2 separate regions of the Homo sapiens genome follow, and region 1 is linked to region 2. Evidence: chromatin loops called from intact Hi-C (ENCODE). Cell type or tissue: Caco-2. All regions are shown on one strand.

Evidence for each region. Hi-C counts contacts between places; a loop is a spot of excess contacts. Peaks named below come from ENCODE experiments on the same cell type or tissue, not always from the same donor. Only the 100,000 strongest peaks of a DNase experiment are listed, where the experiment ranks them.
Region 1: it touches region 2 in a loop (4-fold over the local background); 3 of 110 quality-filtered maps call a loop at or near these places.

The regions. Positions count from the first base shown.
Region 1 is chr12:93,163,322-93,165,821 of GRCh38, forward strand. The region is part of intron 3 of LOC643339 (a long non-coding RNA gene); the gene reads right to left. Among named protein-coding and RNA genes, the nearest start is that of LINC02412, 9.8 kb to the right of the region's middle. In Caco-2, no CTCF peak of the experiment used is centred here; a DNase peak (open chromatin) is centred at 955.
Region 2 is chr12:93,313,825-93,316,324 of GRCh38, forward strand. All of the region lies in intron 2 of LOC643339 (a long non-coding RNA gene), which reads right to left. Among named protein-coding and RNA genes, the nearest start is that of NUDT4, 63 kb to the right of the region's middle. RefSeq lists an enhancer at 785-929 and a cis regulatory region at 850-863. In Caco-2, no CTCF peak of the experiment used is centred here; DNase peaks (open chromatin) are centred at 947 and 1,557; H3K4me3 peaks cover 1,430 bases.

The DNA of each region.
Region 1 (2,500 bases), 150 kb before region 2:
TTGTATGTAACATCATGCTGAAACTGGCTGTAAGAAAGCCAAGTTTTAAATAGTTTTAATAGCTAATTCTTCCGAAAACCCAGAGTTGTAAAGAGGAATAGAAACAGAAATACCACTAAAACTACTTCTCCATAACTTCTACCTACTGTCCCTAATTCTTCCCCTGGGAGTCACATAACCTCAAATGTGTACTTCTACATACTCCTTAGAAATTATTACTCTTAAGTAAATCCAAAGTGGTGGTGTTTTGTTCAGTCCGTTCAAGAAACAAGAGACAATACATATCTCTCCTGAAATACATCTTTTGCAGTTTAAGGAGCCTCAGTTTTTCTGAAAGTTACTCAAACACCCTGCATCCCAAGCTCTTTGCTAGCACTCCTTTCTGATGATCCATCCCCAGGCATCAGCATCTGGAACTGAGTCCTTTAGTCCAAGCGTAGTCTGACCAACATGAGGAGAATGAGTCTAAGGCTATCCTCTCACTGGACCATTCCCTTCATACTTCCTAAAATACATTTCTTGCTTGTTCATCACACTGTTGACTCATGTTAATTTTGCAGTCAACCAAATATTTGAGTCTTTTTCACACGTGCTGTTGAGGAATCTTTATCCCCAAGTAATAAAAGAAGACTCCATTATATAACTCCCTAGTCTACAGACTTCAAAAGAGAATTTTAAGCATGTTTGGGCCTTGAGCAAAGCACTGAGATAAAAAGTTGAGGGTGAAGGAGTAGCAGACAGTACTATCCTCAGCAATTAGAGGAGGAGTTCTTTCTTTATAAAGGAAGGCATCTCAGCTGGGTTATACCATAGTCCAATTTCCACAAACAGGGAAGGAAAGAATTCCCTTTTACTGAGTACCGACTGGGTGCCAAGTCTAGGTTAGGTGCTTTATGTGTGTTTATCTCGGCTTTCGTGCTGATAACATCATTGGGTCAAGGTGCAGTGTAAATAAAGAAGGATGTAAATAAATGCTAGGTAAAGTTATTCCCATTTTATGTATGAGGAAACAGAAATTCACAGCATGACTCGCCCCAAATGATACAACTAAAAAGTAATGGGGCCTTGTTCAACTTCTGCACTCTCAGCCAGGAATGAATGACTACAAGTAGAGAGGAGGCAGCAGGCAACAAGAGCAATTGGATGATGCTTTGTGGTTTAATGAAGGACAGGACTTTCACCTACATTAACTCTTTTGGATCACCTGCTCCACCTACCATAAGAGGCTGATTCTCACAACAGCCTCTTATGGTAGGTGGAGCAGGTGATACAATCTTTATTTTACATAAAGATTACAGGGCTCAGAGAACTGAGGGACCTACCCAAGGTTGCCCAGCTAGCCAGTGGTAGAGACACTTTGACCCCGGCTTTCTGACAGCAAGCACCTCTTTTGGCAGCAGGTATGGGGCAAGGAGAACAGCAGGGACCTGGGGCAGGTGTTGACAGATCAATGTGGACATGGGGAAAAAAGCCCCAAAACCCCTCACCAAGGAAATGTAATGCTCTGTTATTTATTTAAAAAAAAAAAAATTTTTCTCAAGCCTTTGAGATGCACAGAAGAGGCCTGGCGTGGTGGCTCATGCCTGTAATCCCAACACTTTGGGAGGCCAAGGCAGGTGGATCACTTGAGGTCAGGAGTTTGAGACCAGCCTGGCCAACATGGTGAAACCCCATCTCTGCTAAAATACAAAAATTTAGCCAGGCATGGTGGCTGGCACCTGTAATCTTAGCTACTTGGGAGGCTGAGGCAGAGAATTGCTTGAACCCAGGAGGCAGAGGTTGCAGTGAGCCAAGATCACACCACTGCACTCCAGCCTGGGCTACAGAGTGAGACTCTGTCTCCAAAAACAAAACAAAACAAAAAGAAGATGCACAGAAGAAAGCAAGCCCAGTGTATTAGTCTGTTCTCACGCTGCTAATAAAGACATACCTGAGACTGGGTAATTTATATGGAAAGAGGTTTAATGGACTCACAGTTCCACATGGCTGGGGAGGCCTCACAATCATGGCAGAAGGCAAAGGAGGAGCAAAGTCACGTGTTACATGGCAGAAGGCAAAAGAGCATGTGTGGAGGATCTCTCCTTTATAAAACTGTCAGATCTCATGGGACTTATTCACTATCATGAGAATAGCACAGGAAAGGCCTGCCCCCATGAATCAATTACCTCCCACCGAGTCCCTTCCATGACACATGGGATTTGGGTGGGGACACAGCCAAAGCATATCACCTAGGTCGATGACAGAAGCAGCAGAGGTGCCTAGGACAGAACACATCACTCCTTCTGCCACAAGCATGTGCTGGAAATGCCTCCAGTCAAGTATCCTTAGAACAATCGTTTTCCCAGCTATTTAAACTCCACTGAAGTCAAGCACCAGCTTATTCCAGGCCAGGCTTTGCCTGCTAATTAACAATTCACCTGCTGGTTACTAGTTCCCACAGGGCCTCAAGTGAGACCAAATCCCCCAGCTGGAAGGTCCTCTTTTTTTTTCCAGCACTGCT
Region 2 (2,500 bases):
TTATTTTCTGTAGAGATGTGGCCTCACTATGTTGTCCAGGCTAGTTTGGAACTCCTGGGCTCAAGCAATTTTCCCATCCCAGCCTCCCAAAGTGCTGGGATTACAGGCACAAGCCACCTCAGCCAGTCCAAAAATATTTTTCTTAAATCATACTCTCACAAAAACGTTTTGTCTCACTCCACTTCCAAAGTGACTCATGGAAGCCGTGAAAACCAGAACCAATAATAGTAATGGGATTAAAAATAAATAGAATTTATTAAATATCTACTGTGTCCCAAAGTGGCATGTGTTTCTTTTCTTCTTTTTTTTTTTTTTTTTTTTTTTTTTGTAGAAATGGGGTCTCACTATCTTTGCCCAGGCTGGTCTGGAACTCTTAGTCTCAAGCAAGCCTCCCGCCTCAGTCTCCCAATGCACTGGGATTACAGGCATGTGCTGCCCAACGGTGTTTCCTGGACTCAAACTTGCTTTGATGTCTCAGGTCTGCATCTACAAACTACTGGATGTTGAGAAAGTCCTGTAACTTTCCCATGCCTCAGTTTCCTCATCTGTAAGTGGGATGACAAAGATACCTATCTTGTAGGCTTGTTGTGAGGATGAATTGAGTTAGCTTATGTAAAACGCTCAGAAAAACACATAGCATGTTGTAAGAAGACAGAAGTGCCTGCGGCTATCATCAAAATCTCACAACCTTGGTAATACACATTTTTACATCTGAGGAAAACATCTGAGGCTTAGACCTAAACTTGCCGCAGGTAACTCATTAGAATGTGGCTGGGGCGGGGGACAGTGGTGAAGGTTCCAACCCAGGTGTGGCAGATTCCAGAGCCTGCGGTCTGAACCAGCCCCTGGTGACCTTTACCCCGAGAGCGGAAGAAAGGCAAACAGGCGGAAGCCCACAGCCGAGGCCATCGCGCTGCGCATGATCCGTGGCAACCGTCCTTCCTTGACCTTTGCCCACTGGAAAAGCCAATCCCAAGTCAGCCTGGGGTAAAGGGGCGGGGCCTTGTGGTTGGCATAGCAACAGACATGGGTCAAACTCACCTGGGGGTTAGGGCGGGGTTGTTTGTCACTAAGGAATCATTGCTGAATGACACTACAGTGGAGAACCAGAGCCCCGGGCTTTTCTAAACAAACAGCCCTGGTCACTGCTGAATTCAAAGTGTACTGCCGGGGCCGGGCGCGGTGGCTCACGCCTGTAATCCCAACACTTTGGGAGGCTGAGGCAGGCGGATCACGAGGTCAGGAGATAGAGACCATCCTGGCCAACATGGTGAAACCGAAACCCCGTCTCTACTAAAAATACAAAAATTAGCTGGGCATGATGGCGGGCGCCTGTAATCCCAGCTACTCAGGAGGCTGAGGCAGGAGAATCACTTGAACCCAGGAAGCGGAGGTTACAGTGAGCCGAGATGGTGCCACTGCACTGCAGCCTGTCAACAGAGCAAGACTTGTCTGGAAAAAAAAAAAAATGCGCACCGCCGGGCCCGCCTCCCTCAGCACCCAATGCTGGTCGGAGCCCTCGGGCAAACAAACTACCTCCTGCATCCGGGAACTTACCCTCCAGGCGGAAGGAAAGAATGCGGGGACAGAGACCTGTCCTGGGAGAAGCTCCTTAGGAGATGAAGGAGCACCGAAAGATGCCTGACGTTTTTACGACTCCTCTTTCATGTTTGTGTCCCATCTCTTCTCAGAAGAATTAGCCATGTTTTGTGAATTCCAGGTGCCATCTTCAAAAACACCCTTGGATTCTAGCCAATCACCAAAATGGCAGAGACGGCCACCTGAGACCAATTAGAATATCCACACCAGTGGAAGAGAGCTCCAGTGGTAAATTTCCTAGATGTACAACTATTGATTTCATGATGTATTGTTCCATAAGGTGACTTTAAAACAGGACAAAAGTCATGATTCGTATCTTTGTTTCATCTTGTCGTTAATATTATATCTGGTAATTTTCTTGAAAACATAAGGACTTATTTTACAAATTTGTATGCTTTCATAAGTACTTCATTGTAACTTTAATAGTAAATAAACTTTGGCTTTATTAAGGTGTAGGAGAGAAAACCCTACGAACAGAAATAAAACAATTGTGATGAATCATTCATTAATCCCTGGGAGAAGCAGAGTGGGCGTACTGTGGGCTTAGGCTCACTAAGAAGGACCTGGATTCACATCCTAGCTTTGTCCATTGTATGTGGCCTTGGGCAGGTCTCATAAGCCACACTCCTTTGCAAAATGAAGATAACAATATCTACTTCTGAGAGCTGTTTTCAGAGGATGAAAGTGCATAATAAGTGCCTTATCTTACACATGGCCCAGTCTTGGCTCAAAAATGTTACTTTTCTTTCTTGAATATCCCCACTTCCTCTTGAACAGCCTCCCCCAAGGCAGTTAGTTGCTCATCTTTCTCCCTAATCCCCAGATAATTTGTTCTGAGCAGAATAATTTTTATCCCGGTAGCTTAGAACAGTGGCCAGCCCACAACAAGTACTTGGTGTCT